Regions from separate parts of the Homo sapiens genome. Here region 2 is linked to region 1. A link is a loop called in an ENCODE intact Hi-C map of the cell type or tissue named here. Cell type or tissue: PC-3. All regions are shown on one strand. Each heading gives the region's core, and the rest is flanking DNA. Links, peaks and the distances in the headings are about the cores only. Region 1 overlaps ANKS1B (ankyrin repeat and sterile alpha motif domain containing 1B). Region 2 overlaps ANKS1B (ankyrin repeat and sterile alpha motif domain containing 1B).

Region 1 (6,475 bases), core at 831-5,830:
TACTGTACTGAATACTGTAGGCAATTTTAACACAATAGATACAGAAAGTATTTATGTATCTAAACATATCAAAACATAGAAAAGGTACAGTAAAAATGAGGTATGATAATCTTTTTGAACAACCATTATATATGCGGATGGTCTGTTGTTGATCGAATTATCATTATGTGGTGTGTGATTATCATTTCTCCGGAATCACAGCCTCAGGTAGTTTGCATAGCTGGGACACAAATCCAAGTCTTCTAAATTCAGATTTCGTAAAATAATGCTGGTTTTTCAAAGAGAAATGTTAAAATTTAATTCTTAATTTCTCAGAAATTATATCATTAGACAATTTAGGACTCCTTGGATTCTAAATATTTCTACAACATATTCTTGTTTTTTTAAAATCATGATTTCTTACATTTAGCAATTAAGTCAAATGTTGTGACTTTAGGACACATTCTGGACAGTATGTTTTACCATTTACCATAATTTTGTATCATATCATATCTGTTTTTCTTGTGAGCTATCAAAATTCTAATCTTCCTTCTATTAAAATTTCCTCCAAATGTTTTCATTTGTTACTTGCATCTAGAGTCTGATTTTATGAAATGTTTAAATGTAAATCTGTTATGTTCACCCTCCCCATTAGTGATTTGTTGTATGTAAGAAACAACTTTATTATATATTGTAATTATATATATATTTTTATTTATGTGTGTCTGACTAGCATTTCATTTAGTGAGTTAATAGAATTTGCTTCTTAAATGCATCCAAATGAAAATACAGTTTTGTTTAGAATTACTGCTTTTGATTGTTGACATATATTTTGATATAATTTATGCTAATAATTATTAATTAATTCTTTCTAAGGTTGAGTAATGCAGGTCAGGATTTTTACTTTGAAAACCTGGTGGGGATTAAGTTCAAAATTTTTGAGGTAGGATATATTGAATATGTGTTGAAATTGCATTAATGGTGGAACTTGTCTTTTAAATGAGTTTCCCTTTTGAAATAATTTTTTATGCTTGGAGAAGAAAGGTGAAGGAATACAGAAGTAGGAACAAGGAATACTCAAAGTGTGTTGTGTGCCATCACTGAGAAGTTATTAAAATTTTTTTATTATTATTTTTTAACCCTGGGCTAGTACTACAGTTAGCTTGTCAAGGGTCCCTTACATACTGCACTTTCTTTCTCTTTTACATACCCCTTAAATCTCTTATTCCAATTATCTGTAGGAATGATGTGTAAATTTTATAAATGCCTCCTTGGTATTATGATAACTTTTTGTGTGTGTGTAAACAAGGAATATACTTGTAACTTCAACTTTTCCTTCAAACTAAATCTCAGATATGGGCTATCTGGAAAGAGCTCTTTTTTTAAAAAAAAAAATGGGAGTTGGTATCCTCTTCATTTTACTTAGCTCATCTAATTAATGAAATAAGTTAAGTTTTGCTTATATGAATTCTATTAAGTAGTTTAATTGGTTAGTCAATGTGTGCTCTCGCTCTCTTTCTCTCTCTCTCTCTCTCTGTGTGTGTGTGTGTGTGTGTGTGTGTGTGTGTGTGTGTGTGTGTGTGGCATGGGGTGATGGTTTTCCAGGTAAGTAAAATAGCCAAATGTTGAGTAGGCAAAAACTTTGAAACCCAACTTTATATCTTAGTACCTTGAATGATTACTCTAAATTCCCACCCAGCATCTAGTATTCTTTTAAAATTACCTATTTAATACAGTTTGTCTTGCTCAGCCTATTTTGTTGTTGTTGTTTTTTCCTTTTTAGGGACATAGTTCTCAAACTACTTCAGTATGAGGCATCAACAAATGTAGCAGACAACAAAGGGTATTTTCCTATTCACCTGGCTGCCTGGAAAGGAGATGTGGAAATTGTGAAGATTCTTATTCATCATGGACCATCACATTCCAGGGTCAATGAACAGGTGCACTTGCCAAATGTTTGCTCATGATGTAATTTTTCTAGTTTTACAAGGCAAAGCCATATTGAAAATGTGATTTTTTTATCTTTACCTTGCCCAAAGGCCTTTCCATTGCTGAATTTCCTAAAAGGAGAAATTTGAAAAATTCTTTGGTGTTTGGATATGATATGCAGGGACTAAGTTGGGCATTTGTAAAGATACTTTGTTAATGGGAAAATCCTACATAAAGGAAGTAGCTGAAATATTTTTGCCTGTCTTATATAATCAGCCATTTTATAGCCATTGAATATTTAAAGATAGAACAGAATTCATATGTGTAATGAGAATTACAATGTTTCTTAATACAATTTTGAATGCTAAAACAATGATATGCCTATCATTTGCATAATGCTTTACCATTTACTTAGCACTTTCATGGTTAAGTACTCTTGTGAATCAAAATGTGAAATATAGCATATACAGTTGCTTGTCACATATTAAGTTAAAATTTTTTGATATATATATATACAAACACAAACACATATGCCCAGAATAAGTTGAATAAAACACAGCAGCAGTATGATTCTGACAGTTAATGTATTTGTAAGTACACAATATCTATATTACACATAATGGACATATTTTAAAAAGAAAACCAGTGTCAGTATTCTAAACAGATAGGACCACAGATTCTAGAAAGTAAAATATGGTCCCCTAATACAGTATGATAACAAACATGTTGATCTCTGCATGCCCCCTACTGTTCCCATTTTGTAAAACTATATTTGAAAACCAGCAGACAGTCCAACAATTGAATTACAATCACGGCATTAAGCTGCAGGTTGGCAGTTGTCCAATATCAATGCAAGTAGGTTACTTTAGGGCAAGCATATCTAATAAAGCACAATTAGCATATTGTTCAAATGGATGCAGACTTTGCCGGACTTTGAAATTCAGACTGAAGGATAAAAAGTAACAATTGCTGTAAATAGCAAAGGGAAGAAAAATACATATTTTTTCAATGAAAATATATATGCAGTTGTTGAAAGGACTAATCAGGAAAACATTTTATTAATTGGAAAAGTATCTTATTAATATTTATCACAATAAAAATTTCCATGTTTACAGGTTACAAAAATGCAGAAATTTTAATAAGAATGCACCCAGTCTTTAAAACATGACAGATATGGCTATCTTTATCATCATATCATGCTAAAAGGAAATTTATGACAATGCTCTTCTCTTCCACAGAAAACCAACAGTTAGATCATTTATGAGATGAGCCATCTGGTGGTTATTCTTAAAATTGTCTGAATACTGCAAAGCAAACCTGAAATAATAAAATGGAAAAACAATCCAAGGTTAAACAAGAGGATGTTAGTTTTTACAAACAAGATGTTTTTAAATGACATGAAAATAAGAAATAACATATAGTATTCACTTACATTTGAAAGTGAAAAGTTGCTATATGTTTTAAAGAGAAATACTTGTTTTTGGTAATGTTGAATAGATCAATTAAATTACAAAAAGTGTCTTTTTAAGGAGACCATATTCAAAGTCCTTTGTTCACCTCTGTTGCTTTGTGTTGCGGTTTCTATTGGCAAGAAGTTGCAACTTTCTTACGATTTTTAATACCATAATTTTAGTATTTTTTCATTGTTATATGTATACTCTTTTGATGCTGATCATAGTTTTCCCATTCTATGCCATTTCTCCTAAATTTTTTGATGTAGGATTTTTATTTTTATAGATAACTTTTAATTTTAGCTTTCTTTTTTCCTTCTGAATAGGACAGAATCTTCTTGTTAATTATAAACTTTTATGTATTTAAACAATAAAGGAAATAAAAATGGTAATTAGCATTTATTGAGACATAAGGTAAAGCGGGCACTGTTCTAAACACTTTCACCTCAAAAATACGATTTAATGAATTCTCACAATAATCCTCTGAATTGATAATATCACTCGCATTTTATAGTTGAGAAATCATGCTCTGTAAAACTAAACAACTTGTCGAAGGCCACGTGTTACTGAGTGACTGAAACTGAGACTGAGACTCAGGACTTTGACTCCAGAGCCTTTTACACAACAGCGCATTGGTATTGTCATCCTAAATCCTATCACTTAATGGATTGTTTACTGTGTGCCAGGCATTGTGCAAAATACTTCATCCCCGTTATCTTACTAAGCCCTAGATTACTGTTGCTACTATATATATGGAGTTACAGCCTTAGAGAGATAGAGTAGATTGACCGTAACATCACAGCTACTAAGAAATGCAGCCAGTGTTTGAACGCAGGTTTTTCTGATCCAAAGCCTAAGCTCTCAACCAGTAATACATTTATGTTATGTTAAAATTATGCATTATAGTCAGGGCTTCATTCTGATTTCTGAAAGTTATCTTTGGTTTCTAATACAGCTTTCTTTAAAAATAATTCTATTCTACATTTTAATATTTAAAGTTTACAATGCATTTTAAAAATATGTTATCTCTTTTGGTTTATAAACTATATTATAAGGTTTATAGGGAAAATAATATTCTCATTATACAGATAAGATAGGTTTGGAGAGATGAAGTAATTTACATGGTAACACTTCAACCTAGGTCTTGTTCACCATTCTAAACAAAGTGGACTCTACCCGGATTATGGTTTTTATAATTGCCACATCCTTCTCTTTTATCATCTGATTATTTCCTTTTTGCAATTTAAATTTCCTTTAAATTGAAAATTTTCAATTTCTTTAAATTTCATTAATCCTTTCTTCCCTTTACCTTCTCTTCCTCTTTTTTTTTTTCTTTATTTTAACATTAGGGCAAAACCCAGAGGGGCCTTATCTGAAAAACACATTGCCTTTGCCATTCACCGAAACTCGAATCCAACTCTTGTTAGATGTTTTACTCTGAACCAAGAGTTTTTGGTAAATGGCTTTTGTTAGCCAGTTTTGTTCTATCATCCATTATCTGGAAGGGTCCTAATGTTTCAGAGAATACCCATTTGGTAAAAAAGAAGGAATTAAAAAACTTTTAAGAATATTCTGCATAGCCATACTAGGAATTATTAATCAGTGCCTCATCACAGCCTATTTATTTCAAATTAGATTATTTTAGATCACTTGTGAGCATACACAAATACACAATCATGCTCTCGTAAAAGTACCACCGTTGTGGCGTCCACTGAGGTGACGATCCAAGTATGTGATGATCATGGATAAAATCTGTGAACTTTTTATCCTGAGTAGGTCTTGAATGATTGATATATTTTCCCTTGAGATCTGAACAGTGCTAATTGGTGTTACTAGAAAATTTTTCGATTTTGCTCTTGTAATTTCCTAGGCTCAGGGCTCTGGACCAGTAGAGAGGCCTTTGAGGAATCATTATTTCATAACTGGCCTTTCTCTTTTCTCAAAGAGATACTGTATTTTGAAAACTGAGATTGAATCCCTTTCAGACCAGGGGGAAATTTGGGTTGGTCAGGAGGTATATATCTGTATAATGTTTTCATGGTGTGAAGTAATAAGATTGGCTGTTTTATAAGCCTGATAAGAAAAACAGATAAGAAGACCAGGGAGTCTAAACCTGTATGTGATCATTGTTTATGAAGAAGTAGATTATAGTAATACTTTCAAACCAAGTAAAGAAGGACTCCTGACAAATGATGGAAGAAACAGTACCCTCAGCTGGATTCCCCATCTAACAGGTCTTAACTTTTCATTGATTGTCTTGAAAGAGTAGATTTTTCCCTGTGGGTTTGACCTTCAAATGCTCTCTCTTGATACTTATTTGCAAGGTAAAGTAGTAAGAAGCCTTTCCTAGTGCTGTTTTCCCCTTGTCACTCTACTCCTTTTTAAATTTTCAAATCTTCCCTCTAGACTCTCAACTTACTTGCATTCTTCTATCATCCAGGGCAAACTTGAGTTACTTTCTAGAACATTAAGATTTGTTTGGGTCTGAACACTTCTTATCCTTTTATTTTCATCAGAACAGCTATCTAAACAGCTACTCCCTATTCTCGGTTGGTATTTTTCTGAGCAAAACCTCTAGAAATTCTGCTTTCAGATCACTAATTCCCAGCTCTTCTTTGACAATATAGCAACACATGGCAGACAACATGGTATAGTGGAAAGAGCATGGGTTTTGGATTTGTCAGATCCAGCTTGCAAAATATCTTAATTCTACTTGGATGTGTAATTTAACCTTTTTGTATTTTAGTTTACTTGTCCATGAAGTAGACAATTTTAATATAAATTTTGGAGAATTGTTGTAAGAGTTAAATGAGACAATATATATAGTTTTTAGGCACTCAACAAGTAGTAGTAGTAATAGTTCCTATTTTGGAAGGTGGTATGTGTGATGGTTAAGAACACCCACTTTGGGTCTTGGCTACTTGTGTTCAAATCCCGGTCCTACCACTAAATGGCTGTATAACGGAAGGCCAGTTATTCAACTATTCAGTGCCTCAGTTTTCTCATCTGTAAAATGGAGATAATGATAATAGTATCTATCTCATAATGAGGATTAAATGAGTAAACATATATAAAATGCAACTATGTCTAGTACATAGTGTTAGCTATGATGATAA
Region 2 (6,475 bases), core at 507-5,506, 150 kb before region 1:
CATCACTGATCATTAGAGAAATGCAAATCAAAACCACAATGAAATACCATCTCATGCCAGTCAGAATGGTGATTATTAAAAAGTCAAGAGACAATAGATGCTGGCCAGACTGTGGAGAAATAGGAAGCTTTTACACTGTTGGTGGGCATATAAATTAGTTCAATCATTGTTGAAGACAGTGTGGTGATTCCTCAAGGATCTAGAACCAGAAATACCATTTGACCCAGCAATACCATTACTGGGTATATACTCAAAGGAATATAAATCATTCTATAAAGGTACATGCACACGTATGTTTATTGCAGCACTATTTACAATCTCGAAGTCATGGAACCAACCCAAATGCCCATCAATGATAGACTGGATAAAGAAAATGTGGTACATATGCACCATGGAATACTATACAGCCATAAAATAAAAAGGAATGAGATCATGTCCTTTGCAGGACATGGATGAAGCTGGAAGCCGTCATCCTCAGCAAACTAACACGGGAACAGAAAACCAAACTGCATGTTCTCATTTATAAGTGGGAGTTGAGCAATGAGAACACATGGACACAGGGAGGGGAACAACACACACCAGGGCCTGATGGGGGTGGGAGGGTTAGGGAAGAGAACTTAGAGGACGGGTCAATAGGTGCAGCAAACCACCATGGCACATGTATACCTATGTAACAAACCTGCACGTTCTGCACACATATCCTGGAACTTAAAGTAAAATTAAAAAAAAACAACTAAACCAGCCTGGATTTAAAAAATGTCATACTTAATACACAAGAAAACATCTAGGGATCTAAAGAGATCGTGATTTCTACTCTTTTCTTAACATCTTGTTTTCTTATCAATACCTCTAATAACGTAGGACCTTTTCACAGTATTTCAAAGTATTTGTATCTTGGCTTTCTGTTTTTATGGTGTCCTTGGGTGTCCATAGAAATGCTTCGTAAACTTTGTATTTTGTGACATTCATCAGCAGAACAAGGGAACATGCAGAGTACCTATCCTATTTGTTCCTGGATTACCTTTAAAAATCCCTCCAAAACTCTTGACTCTTGGGATGGATAGATACCTATTTTCTCCACAATCTAATCTATAGTATTATCATCATCTCACTGATGAAAGGAGTTGCAGAAAAGGGTACAAGATCCATGTTTAATATATCCTTCCTTGGAGGTCTTGCTTGCTTTTTCTTTAAAGGGGAATGGGAATTTATGACTATAGAAGTCTTTCATAGAATCAAGGAAATGTTGAACTGCCAGGCCTTGAAAAGACCAGGAATCAAGGCAGTGAGGATGAGGGGAAGGCAGGGAGATAGGATCTTGTAGCATAAACTAGGGGCTGCTGAGTCTCCTTGAGCCCCACCTCATGGCTGGAGGAGAAGGTGGACAAAATCTCAGAAAAGAGGCATGTGGAAAAATGTTTATTACCTCAGCGATTTTGTGAACTTTTTAAGAGAATACACTCAAACCAGAAGTCTTTCTTCACCTTACCTTTCCCACTTCCTTTCTGTTTAAATTCTCTCACTTCATTTGTTTTGTTGTTTGTTTTGTCTTGTTTTGTTTTGTTTTGTTTTTTTTGAGAGGGAGTCTCACTCTGCTGCCCAGGCTGGAGTGCAGTGGCACAATCTGGGCTCACTGCAACCTCTGCCTCCTGGGTTCAAACAATTCTCCTGCCTCAGCCTCCTGAGTAGCTGAGACTACAGGCGCCTGTCACCACGCCTGGCTAATTTTTGGTATTTTTAGTAGAGATGGAGTTTCACCATGTTGGCCGGGCTGGTCTTGAATTCCTGACCTCAGATGATCCGTCCGCCTCGGCCTCTCAAAATGCTGGGATTACAGGTGTGAGCCATCATGCCCAGCCCCTAACTTCTTTAAAGAACCAAAATACTGTGTGATGCAGTTGGACACCTTATCCAAAGTGACAATTGTGTTAATAGCAATGCTGTAACTGTCCAGGAGTTTCCAATAGTAAAGTCACTCAAAATGAATGCCTACCCTTCCTTTTCCCTGGTTATTGGCTATAAATGTTATTGAGACTCTGCCATTATTACTATTTTTAATATGTATTTATTTTAGATTAGCGAGGAACCCATTTGGAAAATTTTCGCAAACCCTTAGTTGACTAAGGGCCGCCAACACCTGAGTTGAGGACATTAATCTAGAGTTGCAAGTTTCTACAGATTCAGACACAGTCCAGGGTTTTCTTATTTCCCCTCTAGTTAGCATTTCCAGACTCCCTGCCTCTTTTCTCTCTGATTTCCTTCCTTTATAGTTCAGCTGCTTTCCCTTCTCAACTCAGCTGTGTCAGCTTTGGCTGGTAAACCCCGTGGTCAGGAAACTAGAAAATGCTCTGTGACTAAAGAGAAAACAGAGGGTTAGGGAGCAGAAGGAAAGGAAGGTTAAGAGAGACATGATTTGGCTGTGGTTTTCTCAGAGTAATTTATGTGGCTAATTCATTTAGATACCTGTGAGGCCAGATTATCTGTCTTAGAAGTTTATAAGGAAACCTTACCTCGCATAGATGGTCACAGCCCAGAAGAAAAGGGTAAAGCTTATCTATAGGGATTTAAGCGTTGCCACCCTTGGCTTTTAGAGCTTTTTATATAGATGAACTTGTGGTTTTAATCTACGTCTTTGAAACATTATTTCTAAACATACAGAAATATGAATCTTAAAATAATTCTCTATATTCTGCATTTATATAGCACACATTTTGCTCACATTATAAATCTCCTGTTCTTTTTGCAAATAAAGTGCTCATTTTGGCTGTTTTCCAGATATGACAGTTGGTGGACATGCTTCAGTAGAGAAAAGGAAATTTTCCCTGCTTATCTAGTCTCTCCCGTCTGCCCAAGATAGTGTGTCTGTCAATTGTGACCTGATTTTGAAATAATTTATTAAGTAGAGGGATGCATGATGTTATTTAAAATTTTGGTATGACATTGACTTTTAGTCCTTTATAATAAGCTCTTCACTAGATTCTCTGGGTGAGGTATATTGCTCTTGGGGTTTTAGAAATTTCTTAACTCCTTCCTTGAATTTGGACGCTGTTCAGTGTCAACTATGACTAATGTTTACTCAGGAAATTAAACACACTTGTTTATTCAGAAGATGAAGCAAGCGTTATGCTTTTTTTTGGCCATGAAAACATTATTTTGGAAATACGTTACTCTTATAGGTAAGGAAAATGTCCTTATATTAGCAAGCAGACTGCTTAAGCAAAGTAATAGACAAATAAATATACAATACTTACCTCTGTTAAAGTTTTTTGTTTTCATTAAATGTGTTGACATCTTTCCATATTTTTTAATGTTAGATTTTAATATATATGCAATAGATAGTAATTTAAGGTTTTTAATTTGTAATCTTTTCACTTGAAGTTGGGAGAGAAGTCTAAATGAATTATATTTCTTTTAAAAAGCATGTTCTTGGCCAGGCATGGTGGCTCACGCCTGTAATCCCATCACTTTGGGAGGCTGAGGCGGGTGGATCATGAGGTCAGGAGATCGAGACCATCCTGGCTAACACGGTGAAACTCCGTCTCTACTGAAAATACAAAAAAAAAAAAAAAAAAAAAAATTAACTGGGTGTGGTGGCCTGCACCTGTAGTCCAAGCTACTCAGGAGGCTGAGGCATGAGAATCGCTTGAACCCGGGAGGCAGAGATTGCAGTGAGCCAAGATCGCGCCATGCCACTGCACTCTAGCCTGGGCAACAGAGTGAGACTCTGTCTCAAAAAAAAAAAAAAAAAAAGCATGTTCTTTGGTTTTAAAAATTATTATTCTCCAAAATCTACCCGAAACCTGTATCTGTAATTCATTTCTCTCTCCTGCACGCTAGACATGTTATCCCCGGTGTCCTATTGAACATCTCCTCCTCAATGGAGGTATGAAATGCAAAACATTAATTATCTGTACCCAGAGTTCTGCTCTGTTACTTGCATCATTTGTGTTAGGAACTATGGTGCATCATTTAAACTAGAAACTCTAGAGCCATGCCTGACGTTTTTCCTTACTACTTCTGTCCACTCAGTATCACCACTTCCAATAACAGTCCTTCCAACCTGATTCCTCCTCTGCCATTATAAACATGTTATTCTTTGACTTAGAAATATATCAATAGAGGCTGGGCACAGTGGCTTACATCTGTAATCCTAGCACTTTGGGAGGCTGAGGTGGGTGGATTGTTTGAGCTCAGGAGTTAGAGACCAGCCTGGCCAACATGGCGAAACCCCGTCTCTGCTAACAATACAAAAAAATTAGCTAGGCATGGTGGTGCATGCCCGTAGTCCCAGCTACTTGGGGGGCTGAGGTGGGAGGATCACTTGAGCCCAGGAGGTTGAGGCTGTAGTGAGCTGAGATCGTGCCACTGCACTCCAGCCTGGGTGACAAAGTGAGACCCTGTCTCAAAAAACCCCCCAAAAACAAAAAAAATCAGTGGCTTGCCATTGCTTAATGAATAAAGTCCATACTCTTTGGCACATCACTTGAGGCCTTTTGTGGTTTGGCTCCCTCCTAACTGCCCCATTTTTTCACCAGTTCTTTGTAGCAGCACTCTCCAACCCGACTCAATTCCTGTACTTGGTGTTTTCAGCAGGCATCATGGACTTTCCACTGTTGCCTGCCCCTGTCTCTCCCAGAATGTCCGTCTTTCCCTTGTGTGCTCAGTGAATCCCTGCTCATCCTCCCAGACTCAACTCTGGCATAGTCATCTCTTCAAGGAAGCTTTGCCTGATCTCTCTCTATGGTGCTTCCCTGGCACCTTGTACATGCATCTATTTTTAGCACTTAGTATACTGCCGTGTAATTATTTGTTTACATGTTTGCCTTCCCACTAGACAATGAGTTCCTTTAAGTCTGAAACTTTGGTTTAGTTATCTTTGAAAGTGCTGTACAAATGTCTTTATTTTATGCCTAGAACATATACAGCATTCAGGAGATGATTAGTTGAGTGAATAAATACAGAACAGGGCACATGCTAATGGGACATGATTTGGATTGTATCTTTGAGACTAATTGTTGACTGAGAAGGTAGTCTTGGTTAGCAATGCCAGTGCTGAGAACAATTAAATATGATATATTTGAGCACCTATTATGTGCTAGGCATTGTGCCCATTGCCATACATGTTCTAGTTTTTGGGACAGTGAGAGCCACAGAAATTTAATAAGTCAACCAGGTAAGTAATTCGACTACATAAGCAACAGAATTGGATTTGGAATCCAAGATTGCTTGACTCAAAAGCCAATGCTCTTAATGCTGGAAAATTATCAGAGATGAGGAGGGAAAAGCCACTTTAAAACAAAGGCAAAACAATGTGTTTAGGGTAAAGGCAAATTTGGAATCATAGTTTCTACTTTTCACTATGGATTCCAGAGATTTGTAGGAGATATTTTGGGAGAGGCAGTGGTAAGCTCGTGCTCTTAGTAACTTTTGATAAATGAAAAAGTAAATTGCCGATAAGGTGGAGGGACTTAAAGAAAATTAAGCAAAGAGAAAAGAAAAAGTTGTGGTGGAAGGTGAAGGGGAGCAGGCATCACATGGTGAAAGGAAGGAAGGGAAAGAACTTGATCAATATGTTTGTATCAGATTTGGCTAAAAGGAGAAGCTAGGATTCATTAAGCACCTGGTATGTTCTAGTCTGTATAGATATATCGTCTCCTTATCAATGCTCACAACAAACCTCTAAGGTAAATATTATTTTCCTCAATTGCATTTGGTTAAAGTCTCACGTACTTCAGCCTAGAAGAGGTTGAACATCACGTAGACAGTACCTGATAGAGCTTGGGTTCAAAGCCAGCTCTGTAAGACTCCACTTTACGAGGAACAGTGATAATCGTAGTTGTAGCATCTGATATCTCAGTGCAGCAGCAATATGAATAAATCATTATGATGGATTAACAAGGTATTATGCAGAGGAAAAGTCAGTCTAACCAGGTGGATGCTTTCTGCTATGTCAATTGGTAATTGGAATTTTTATACTTTTAAAGGGAGAATGAACATAATATAGTTATGAAATCTCTTCTTGGGAGCCCTGCCTGCTGCTCTAAAATTGAGAGAATGTACTGATCAAGGGTGACATTAAAACAACTTACCACTGATGAGGCACAAGCACTGACCAGTCAGATGCACACTGGCTGTAAACATCTGGAGAGGCTACATGGTGTCTTTTGGCCTAGTATCAGTCCTGGTCTGTCTACATACTGGTGGGCTATGTCTGTTTAGAGGCTTCATTATCTGCAAAACTGAGAAGCAAAGATTTTTCAGCATGGATTGTGTTGTAGCATTATTCTATCACCCAGATTAATTTGTTATATATGCTAAACCAATTAGCATTTATAGTGAGAATGACATTTAAGGAAGATGAAAAGAAAGGAGATGTAGTAGAATAATGAGGCTCTCATTTACATGATGTACCACTTTGCCTAAGACCCCCAGAAAAAATTTACTTGTTTGATATTTGGTTTCTCATTTATCCATC

The links. Peaks named below come from ENCODE experiments on the same cell type or tissue, not always from the same donor. Only the 100,000 strongest peaks of a DNase experiment are listed, where the experiment ranks them.
Region 2: a loop joins it to region 1, with 7 times the contacts of the local background. A loop is called at or near these places in 1 of 110 quality-filtered maps.

Annotation. Positions count from the first base shown.
Region 1 is chr12:99,807,599-99,814,073 of GRCh38, reverse strand. ANKS1B (ankyrin repeat and sterile alpha motif domain containing 1B) reads left to right here. Exons shown (of 27, transcript NM_001352186.2): 3 at 1,763-1,919. Among named protein-coding and RNA genes, the nearest start is that of GARIN6, 160 kb to the right of the region's middle. In PC-3, for the core only: CTCF peaks have their summits at 2,593 and 3,215 (motif pointing left); a DNase peak (open chromatin) is centred at 2,703; H3K27me3 peaks cover 834 bases.
Region 2 is chr12:99,956,330-99,962,804 of GRCh38, reverse strand. All of the region lies in intron 1 of ANKS1B (ankyrin repeat and sterile alpha motif domain containing 1B), which reads left to right. Among named protein-coding and RNA genes, the nearest start is that of ANKS1B, 25 kb to the left of the region's middle. In PC-3, for the core only: no CTCF peak of the experiment used is centred there; a DNase peak (open chromatin) is centred at 3,054; H3K4me3 peaks cover 481 bases; H3K27ac peaks cover 829 bases; H3K27me3 peaks cover 987 bases.